Linked DNA regions of Homo sapiens: all the other regions are linked to region 3. Evidence: chromatin contacts called from ENCODE Hi-C data. All regions are on one chromosome and are shown on one strand. Each heading gives the region's core, a stretch centred on a gene start or an enhancer-like site at or near the end of the contact. The rest is flanking DNA. Distances are from core to core; before and after follow the strand shown. Region 1 holds the start of SND1-DT (SND1 divergent transcript). Region 2 holds the start of ZNF800 (zinc finger protein 800). Region 3 holds the start of NDUFA5 (NADH:ubiquinone oxidoreductase subunit A5).

Region 1 (3,293 bases), core at 655-3,154, 4.1 Mb before region 3:
CGAGGGGATCTTAAAATCAGCTTTACACACACATAAGCTGCAGAACATTTTAATCTTGTGAAAGATAACAGGGTAATAAAATAGAATTTTTTTTAAACTGGGTCTTGCTATGTTGCCCAGGCTGATCTCCAACTCCTGGCCTCAAGCAATCCTCCCACCTCGGCCTCCTAAGTGCTGGGATTACCACCATGAGCCACCGCACCAGGCCTAAAATAGAATTTTTCAAAACTTTCTACAACAGCAAAACTTGTGGAGCCTTGGGAGAAAGTATCACAAAAGATATTTGCTGTTGCAGATACAAATGTCAGAACTGCAGTATGAAACGACATCTAGAAGTTTACAGTCATCATAAACCAGAAAATTGGTAAAACCAAGAAATGTCAGGTTCCAAGATTTGGAAGGGTTTTGGGGAGGACAACTGGGGGCAAGTGATAAACTGAATTTATATTATCAAATTATCATGGAGCTAGGAGTAAATTGTAAAAATAAACTTTGCAGGTTCAAATTCAAAATTGAAGAATTTTCAAAAAGTTGAGGGTATATAAAATCAGGCAGAATCTATAGTGCTATGAGCACTAGACCAGGAATCCGAACACTTGGGCTCTTGCTATGGCTCCAACCCAAACCACCATGTGACCTTAAGCAAGTCACTTGCCTTCTTCAAGCCTATCTCCTTATCTTTAAGGGACGGGAGAACAATGATGATTACTAAGATTCTTGCCGGCCTAACCTTTTAGAAGTCAAAAGTACACAAAGATCAGGAGCTTTCAGGTCGACACAAGAGGTGGAGGGAAAGAGAGGAAAAGAGGGCCACAGAGTGAGAAAACTTGGGAGTCAAGTAACAGCGTTTGTGGGAACAGAAAAGTTTCATGATGGCCAAGTACTAGTAGAGAAGAGCCGATGTCAGGATCTCGAAAAACTACTAACTACTCAGCATATGTCAAAATGAACAGAAAGACGGGGGATGGGAGGACAGATATCAACGAATTGTCTCTGTTAATCAATCAGTAATCGATCTGTCCTGGTAAACAGACAGGAGATCCGAATGCCGCAACCTCGGAAATCACTGTGACCCCTGATGTCAAGGTGTCCGGGAGGCAAGGAACAAGGGGACTCCGTGTCTGCTTCCGTCTAGTGAGAGGATTCGGAGAATCGACGAAAAGTGAGGAAGGGGGCAGAGGAAAGGGGATCTGGGACATGGAGCAGGCTGGCGGAAGGTGGAGTCAATGCCTGACTCCCGCCCGAAGGCAGGCAGAGGGGTCGGTGTCCGGGGCCCGTTCTCACCATCTTGATGATGCCCCGCTGCACGGTGGGGACCGCGGGTCCCCCGGAGGAGCCGCCGCTCTGCGCGGAGGACGCCATGTGTGGAGATGCAAAGGCAACGAGTGGAGCGGCTGGCCGGACTGGAGGTGTCAATGTGGGTGTCGGTGTTGGTGAAAGGGAGTCGAGGCGAGGGGCAGGCTGGCTACCAGCTGCGGACGGTGGACGGGACGGACTCGCCGGGCGCTCACAGGAGCAGCAGCGGGACACGGAGCGAAAGAGACGCGATCTCCGCCGCCGCCACACGTTCTACTCGCCGCGCAAGCGTGCCAGAGCGCCACCGCCCTCCGCCCAATTAGCGCCCAGAGCCCGCCGGCCCTCAGGCCAATAGGCACCCTGCTCGCGGAGCCCCGCCTCTTGGTCCCCAAAACGGTGGTGAGTTCCAGGAAGCGCTGAAAGAGTTGATTTGCAAGGATGGGCTAAATATGGGGCGGGACTTCCGGGGCAGCCGGAGTAGGTAATGTCGGGAGGTGTAGTGGGAAGGAAAGGACACGTCAGCATCTGGCCGCGGGGCGCGGGGGGCCATGGGAGCCCCAGGGGCGGAGCCAGCCGCGCCCTCCCGCCTGACCTCGCCCATGACGTCCTTCCCCGCTGGCCTCAGGGGCGCACACTTGTATACCCACCTAGGTGGGCGCCGCTGTACCCGGGAATGCGGCCTGGGAGGGTGGAGCCACGCAGGCAGAGTCCTGGAGGAATCTCCGTACCCGCTCCACTCGACTTCCGACATTTTACCTTGGCTAAAAGTATGGAGAGAACTTGGAAAATCAGAGCTTTGTGGAACCTCCTACCGATGTGGGCTTTGACCTGCCACGCGGCCGCGCGCCCTTTTTGTAGTCAGAGAGTGTGCCTCGCCCTTGTTTGTGTCGCTGGGGTCTAGCACTTGTGAGGCGTTCCATTAATGTTTGTTGGTGGGAGGAATAAATGTCTCAGAGGAAGGACATGCCACGTATACAGGGGAGAGTGACCCTCGTTCTTCGGTCTCTTCCCAGCTGCTCCCGTGACGTTAGGGAAAAGGCTCGCTTCACGCTCTCACCCGACCCAGTGTGAAGCGCCTCCAGCCACCGGATACCTTCCCTAGCCCCAGTAAAAAGGTCGGGGAAGGAACGGGAAAGCCAAGGCCTACAAATATTTAAGTGACTGTTTAGCGAGAACTAATATTCGTTGAGTGCCCACTATGTGGAACCAAGGACCTTGCATGTGTTATGTCATTTAATCGTAAAACTTGGCTCTACACTGAAGACAGTACTTCCCTTGCAGTTCTTTTTGTTTCTTTGGTTTTGTGGCTTTTTTGAGACAAAGTCTCGCTCTGTCGCTCAGGCTGGAGTGCGGGGGCACGATCACGGCTCACTGCAGCCTTGACACTCCCAGGCTCAAGCGATCCTCCTGCCTCAGTCTCCGGTGTAGCTGGAGCTGGTACCACGGGTCCGCGCTACCACGCCCAGCTAATTTTTTTTTTGTAGAGCTGAGATTTCACTATGTTGCCCAGGCTGGTCTCCTGGGCTCAAGCTATACTCCTACCTCGGCCTCCTAAAGTGCTGGTATTACATGCATTAACCACAGTGCATGGCCCCTTGCTCTCTTAAAAGATTGTAAGTTTATTCTCCCACACTAAACATATCCCAGGGTTAAGTTTTGAGGTCACCTTCTTAGATCCCTAATTTGCCACCCTTTTCCAAAAAAAAAAAAAAAAAAAAAAAAAACCTCTGTGGAAGTTGGTTCCATCAGATTATACCCCTCTCTATCTCGTGGCTTTTTATCTACCGTACCCCTATTTCTACCGTGTCATTCATTGAAATTGTTAACACTTGGTGCACGGTCTTCAGCCAATAATCCTGAAATACTTCAATATCTACGAGCATGACTTATCCCATACCCTGACCTCTTTGCTCCTTGATCTCATCTTCAGTAAACTTGACCTCTGCACCAATTTAGGACGTTCTCCAGACAGATAAAACACCATAACTTCATAGGTA
Region 2 (2,991 bases), core at 100-2,599, 3.8 Mb before region 3:
AAGATCACGTTTCTATCCCTTTCTTGTCATCCCCTAGAATCAAGCTGCTGCAATCCCCGGAGACCTAATGCAAACGCTTCACCTCCTGGACCCAAGCCATCCCGCCCCCCGCCCCCGCCTCTCCCGTAGCTGGGACCACAGGCACGCGCCATCCTGCCCGGCTAATTTTTTTTTATTTGGTTGAGAGGGCGTTTTGCCATGTTGCCAGGCTGGTCTCTAACTCCTGGGCTTAAGCGATCCTCCCGCTTTGACCTCCCGAAGTGCTGGGATTACAAACACCAGCCACTGCGCCTGGCCCAACATTTTTAAAGTAACAAATGTATCAATTTACAAACTTTCCTTTGGATTTTGAAAACTGAACTTTTTCTCTTCTAAACAAAGTCTATCTACTGAACTTCAGTTTTTTCAGGACCCCGCACAATGGCAGCTTAAGTTGGACCAACTGGAAAGGTTTTCAGTGGATCTTGGGGAGGATCGGAGACAAGGCGAATGGGCTTTATTCTCTTAAAATTTCCTGACGGGCGGTGGACACATATTTGCTTGATGTCACCAAGAGCAAGAATTACGTTCCAGGAGCTGGGAGGAAACAACGGAGGCGGCTCTCTCGCCCCCAAGAAGCGGCCCTTGGTTGGCAGAATTTGACAGATGACTGGGATCTTCGAGGATTTTCCAAGCAGGATCGGGGCGCAGAAGAGGAGGGAAAGTGCGTGAGCCCACGTGACCCAACTCCACTTTCAAGTTTGAGAAGCGGAGCTGCCAGGATAAATACCCATCTGCTACCAATAGATGCTTTCCCTCCCTTGGGCCTGATAAAAGAATCCCCAAGTTCCGGGAGGCATGCTTCGAAAATTGTTGGCAGGAAAAAAATGTTCAACTTTTGCCATTTAGCAATGCACTGACAGCCTTTTGGGGATCATCACTACTTATGGCTCATACATCTGCCCACCGCTTCCTAAGTCCTCTCCCAACCCTCCCCGAGTTTCAGTTCCACTGAACAGAGAACAGCGAGAGCAACAGTTTGGTGGCCGAGCAGCCCGTCTCCGTGGGCGCGCACGCCGCATCGCGGGCCTCACACCTCACTTTGGGCTTCGGCTCTCGGTCGGCCCGAGACTCCGGCCGCGGCCCTGGTGTCCCCCGCCCCGGTTCCCTCCCCTCGGACACGGCCCTCGCGCCGGCGGCCCCGGTCCCCTCCCCACCGGCCGCGGCGGGCACAGCGCGTCGCCTACCCACAGGCGGGGGCGCCGGCCGGGCGCATGCGCGCGGCGCTCCCGGGCGTGCCGGCCACACTCCCCCCACCCACTCGGTGAGCTTGTCACTTCCTGCCCTCGCCCCATCTCCGTCCGGGGTCAGTCAGTCGCTCCCTGTCGCTGCCGGAGAGTCTCTGCTTCCCCCTTCCTACGCGCTCCGCGGCGGTAGCTCGGGCTCTCCGGAGGAGGGGGCGACAGAGTAAAAGAGAGGCTGACTTAATAAAGTTTCCTGAAACAACAACTACCACCGAAAAGGCCCAAGGTTGGGGGAGACCCCCATTTTTCTCCGCCCCTCTCCTAAAGCCTGAGGGACCGTTGCAGGTGGAGCGGCGCTGGTGGGACCCGGGTTGCGGCGGCAGCCGTTGCCCCGGCGAGGGAAGCCTCAGGTCCTGCCCGCTCCGGTTCCGGCTCCTTCGGTGGTGGCGGCGGCAGCTGCTGCCGGGCGGTTCCTCCTGTCAACTGCCTCCGCCCGCGCGCCTCCCGCCTAGCCACACAGCGCGGAGGACGCCGTGAGCCGCCGCCGCAGTCGTCTCGGCCCGCGGAGGGACGTGGTGAGCTGTGGCGCTTCCGCGTCAGCGCCGGCGGGGACTCTTTGGGAGCGCGTCGGGCCCGAGTCCGGGTTCCCCCGCGTGGTCAGCGGAGGCTGCGCCAGGTGGGGCCCGCAGCCGCCTCCCACGCCAGGCTGTCCCCGCGGCCGCCCGGCCTGCCTTCCTTCCTTCCGCCCGCCCGCCGGCCCGCCCTAAGAGTTGAGTAAGTTGGGCGCACTTGGTTGTGGGGACGGGGTCTCCGCCAGGGAGACCCCAACGCACGTGCGTAGCGGGAGGGCGCGGCGTGGGCCAGCAGCCGGCGGGAGCGGCACCTCCGTAGTCCCGGAGCCCGGCGGTGCCCGCCGCGCTCTGCGCTCCGTTTCCGCGCGCCCGCCCGGGACGGCGAGGCCGCAGCCGCCCGCGCTGCCGGCCAGGCCTTCGCCCTGCGCTGCGCACCCGAGGCTGCGTTTCCGGGTAGGGCGATGAACCTGTGTGGGGAGTTTGGGCTGCAGGAGGGTTTGTGCGTCTTTCTGTTTTCTTTTCGAGAGGGAGGTGCGGGTCCGTGGAGGGAAAGCGGAGAGCTGATGATGGGAACGTATCTGGAAAATGCAGCCAGTGCCCCCCAGGAAGTTCAGGGCGAGTGACGGGTTTGTGCTTCTTTCAACAGCCACGCCGCAATGAAGAGCTTCTTACAGTGAAAGCAAAGTAGGTCGAGTCCACTGAAAATGCCTTTAAGGGACAAATACTGTCAGACTGACCACCATCATCACGGATGCTGTGAACCAGGTAGACCCCTCTTCGTCCGCAGTTGCTTTGCCCTCCATCAGAGCCACTCTGCCTTCTCTTTTTTTCTAGCTTTTTTTCCTCCTGCCCCAGTAGTCATTCTTAAGCAGGCTATGATATTCCCTAGCATAAGCCAGTTATGAAGCTAAAAGCTTGTACAAACAAGAGGTCTCCCCTGCTTGATCCCTTAAAAAAAAGTACTGCAAGTGTCACCTTAAATCATTTCCACAAGATCAGTCGCTCAGTCTTTTTTCTTTCTTTTTCAAGGCATCCTGCAGTTAATATACTCCTATGGTCTGTAAATGTTTAAAATTGAAGAGAAAGGAAAACATAGAATACTAGATTTGTTGTCGTGAAATTGTTTCACTGAAACTTTAAAAATTAAAAGTTTCTTAGGCATTTTAATCAGCAAGTAGTTCTGAAAGTCTAAAAGT
Region 3 (2,849 bases), core at 16-2,515:
TTAGTTTCACTAAAGGTTTGCCAATTTTGTTGATCCTTTTAGGGAACCAATTCCTGGTTTCATTGATTTTCTTTATTGATATTCTGTCTCCTTCTTTTCTAATCTTTAATATTTCCTTTCTTCTGTTTGCTTTTGGTTTAGCTTTCATTTTTTCTAGTCTCATGCCTCTAATGAAAGGCCTCATCTCTTCCAACTCATTCTCTTCAACTGTTGCCTAAGTTGTTTGTATATCTGAAACATAAATTTGATGGTGTCACTTAGAAGCTTAAAAGTCTTCTCATTGTTCCCATTCCTTAAAAAGTAAAATTCAAATTTTGTATAATGGCAAACAACACCTTTCATAATCTTAACCAGTTTACCTTAACAATCAAACCCACCTTTCCAATCACATAAAATCACCTGGAATTTATATATACATTTTTAACCTCTTTTCCTTTGTACTTGTGTTTTCTCAATTTGTTCTTTTCTCCTACTGACTTTTTAGAAAGTCACCCACGCTTTTTAGTTATTTCCTTTTCCCTGGTACCATCACACTTTGCATCAACTTCTTTTAGAACAGTTACCAAATTATTTATTAATACACGCCTTCTTCATTATTCTTTGAATTCCAGGATGTGAAATCCCATTTTAGAAATTATGTCCCAGTAACTGACACATAGTGAGTGGTCAGTGTTTGTGGAGGTAGGAAAAAGTGGTATGGTCTGATATCATTTCATCTGGAAATAAGATGATGTATTTCAGCCAGTGAAATCGAAAAGAGCGATGGAAAATGACCTCACACTCCATAGGGCTTTGGTTCGTAAGACACAGAGAATACTGATATCCTTGTGCGAAGAACTAACTTGCTGTTGAGAGATCAATTCAGAGGATGCTCAAGCTCCGTTATCACTTTCATTTTACTAAACTGAGAAAGGAAGGTTGAGGAATGCATCAACGGTTAAGCACAGTGCAGGTTCCTACAGCGACTGGAGTTTTTTGGTAGTTGGGAGTGTTTCCCTCAATCTTTGGGCAAGCCGTCAGCAGTGGCAGGAACAGGAACAGACAGCTGGGAAACCCTTTCTTTCCCCAATCGTCTTCTAGCTTAGCTTTAGGCTTGTATGCCCATCGCGCATGCGTCAATTTTTCTCTTTTAAGATGGGCGGGGCAGAGTCTTTGCTCCTTTGGCGATCCTGAAGGGGTGGAGCTAAGCTGTTTCCAGGGTGACAGAGTGGCGACCTCGGTGGTCGATTGAGCAGGTCTGAGAATTGTTCCCAAAGGGTTGTGCGTCACCGAGTCGTTGGCGCTGTCATGGCGGGTGTGCTGAAGAAGGTGAGACGAATGGAGGTCACTGTTGGAATTTAGACTGTGGGGGTAGACTCAGTCCGATAGCCCTACTTCCCGCGGGTGTTGACCCCTACTGTCGCGGGCTCGGCGGTGCTTTTCGGGGACTCGTTCTGCATGCCTTACCGGGTAGGGCAGGTTAGTGGTTCCGCTCCGAGAGTCAGGAAAAAAGCTCCAAACAAGCGAGACTGAGAGACCAGTAGCTGGCTTTAGACCAGTTTTAGCCGGGGGATTCGTGGTTTTGTATTTCCTTAGCGTGCTGGATGTATGGAAACCGTAGTAAACAGCATGAATCGTGTTTTGTTTTTGAACAGACCACTGGCCTTGTGGGATTGGCTGTGTGCAATACTCCTCACGAGGTATGTACCTTTGTTCTTTCTTCGTTCTTGAATTCCCAAGGAAGACTAAATTCCTGTCACTTTGCTTATTGCAGGGTTAACGGGATACAGATGTTTCAAGCCCTTAATTACAAGCCGCGTGAGCTCTTGAGACACGGGCGCTGTCCACCTACTTCGTTGATCCGATGTCACATTTTTATTTATTTTTGCCATGACCTCTTTATTAAGCCAGTTTTCTTGTTGACTTTTTCCTTGACATTTTCATGGCTTCACTTGTGCTTGCTTCTGTCAGCGCCATCTCAAATTTATATCTCCGTTTTCCATCTTTTCTCCTTGCCTTACCGTTTCTGCTTAGGTGCGTTGGATTACATATATTTAGGCTTACTAAAGGTACTGCCCCCTTTTCCTTCTGTTAGGTCTTTTCCATCTGTATTCACGAATGTTTTCATCAAAAAAACCCACAAAATTTTTTTATTCTTCTTGTCCCTTCTATAATCACACCATTTCTTTGCTTCACTTTACAGATAACTCAAAAGAGTTATCTCTATTTTCTCCAATTTCTTTCTTATTCACCCTTGAATGCACTCAGTCACCCTTGGCGTTTTTCAAGTTCACCAATTATCTCCATGCTGCCAAATCCAATGGTCAGCTCATATTTCTCACCTTCATTGACCTAATAGCAGCGTTTTTTGACACATTTGACACTTTTTCCATCACGCTCTTTTCAAGTTCACCAGTTATCTCCATGTTGCCAAATCCAATGGTCAGCTTATGTTTCTCACCTTCATTGACCTAATAGCAGCGTTTTTTTTTTTTTGACACATTTGACACTTTTTCCATCATGCGCTTTCTTTACTGGGCTTCAGGACTCCCCCAGTCTCCTGATTTTTTCCCCCTACTCTTTGGCTTTCTCTTTTTCTGGTTATTTCTCTTATGCCCACTTTTAAAATTTGAGTTAGTCAGGATTTAGTTCTTGGACCTTTTCTTTTGGACCTGTACTCTGTCACCAAGAGAGAGCAAATCCAAATAGAGAACGGTTTTAAATACCACCTATACACTGACAACAGATTTCCATGTAAAGCACTGACCTCTTCCTTTATAAAAGTCCTGAATATTTAATTGCTTAGTGGGCATCTCTATTTGTATGTGTCAGACAGGCAACCCAAACTTAACATGTCCAAAATGGGGTTC

The links. A loop is a pair of places that touch in the nucleus more often than their neighbours do. Pooled maps may share reads with other maps.
Region 1: a map of CD8-positive, alpha-beta T cell shows a loop between it and region 3 (11-fold over the local background). The contact joins the promoter of SND1-DT here to the promoter of NDUFA5 in region 3. A Hi-C loop is called at or near these places in 3 of 168 maps with a recorded cell type or tissue (CD4-positive, alpha-beta memory T cell, CD8-positive, alpha-beta T cell and naive thymus-derived CD4-positive, alpha-beta T cell), 2 of 37 single-sample maps with no recorded cell type and 12 of 50 pooled maps.
Region 2: a loop to region 3 is called in a map of CD8-positive, alpha-beta T cell, with 9 times the contacts of the local background. The contact joins the promoter of ZNF800 here to the promoter of NDUFA5 in region 3. A Hi-C loop is called at or near these places in 2 of 168 maps with a recorded cell type or tissue (CD4-positive, alpha-beta memory T cell and CD8-positive, alpha-beta T cell), 2 of 37 single-sample maps with no recorded cell type and 10 of 50 pooled maps.

Annotation. Positions count from the first base shown.
Region 1 is chr7:127,650,443-127,653,735 of GRCh38, reverse strand. It overlaps SND1-DT (SND1 divergent transcript), which reads left to right and starts at 1,904. Exons shown (of 2, transcript NR_186577.1): 1 at 1,904-2,063. SND1 (staphylococcal nuclease and tudor domain containing 1) reads right to left here and starts at 1,542. Exons shown (of 24, transcript NM_014390.4): 1 at 1,285-1,542. The coding sequence starts at 1,362. RefSeq lists enhancers at 1,324-1,503, 1,328-1,946 and a silencer at 1,744-1,993.
Region 2 is chr7:127,391,066-127,394,056 of GRCh38, reverse strand. ZNF800 (zinc finger protein 800) reads left to right here and starts at 1,349. Exons shown (of 6, transcript NM_176814.5): 1 at 1,349-1,997; 2 at 2,442-2,560. The coding sequence starts at 2,500. RefSeq lists enhancers at 550-679, 1,420-1,549, 1,394-1,894 and silencers at 990-1,389, 1,790-2,189.
Region 3 is chr7:123,556,234-123,559,082 of GRCh38, reverse strand. NDUFA5 (NADH:ubiquinone oxidoreductase subunit A5) reads left to right here and starts at 1,265. Exons shown (of 5, transcript NM_005000.5): 1 at 1,265-1,308; 2 at 1,635-1,679. The coding sequence starts at 1,288. RefSeq lists enhancers at 788-927, 1,188-1,237, 978-1,556, 793-1,992, 1,557-2,135.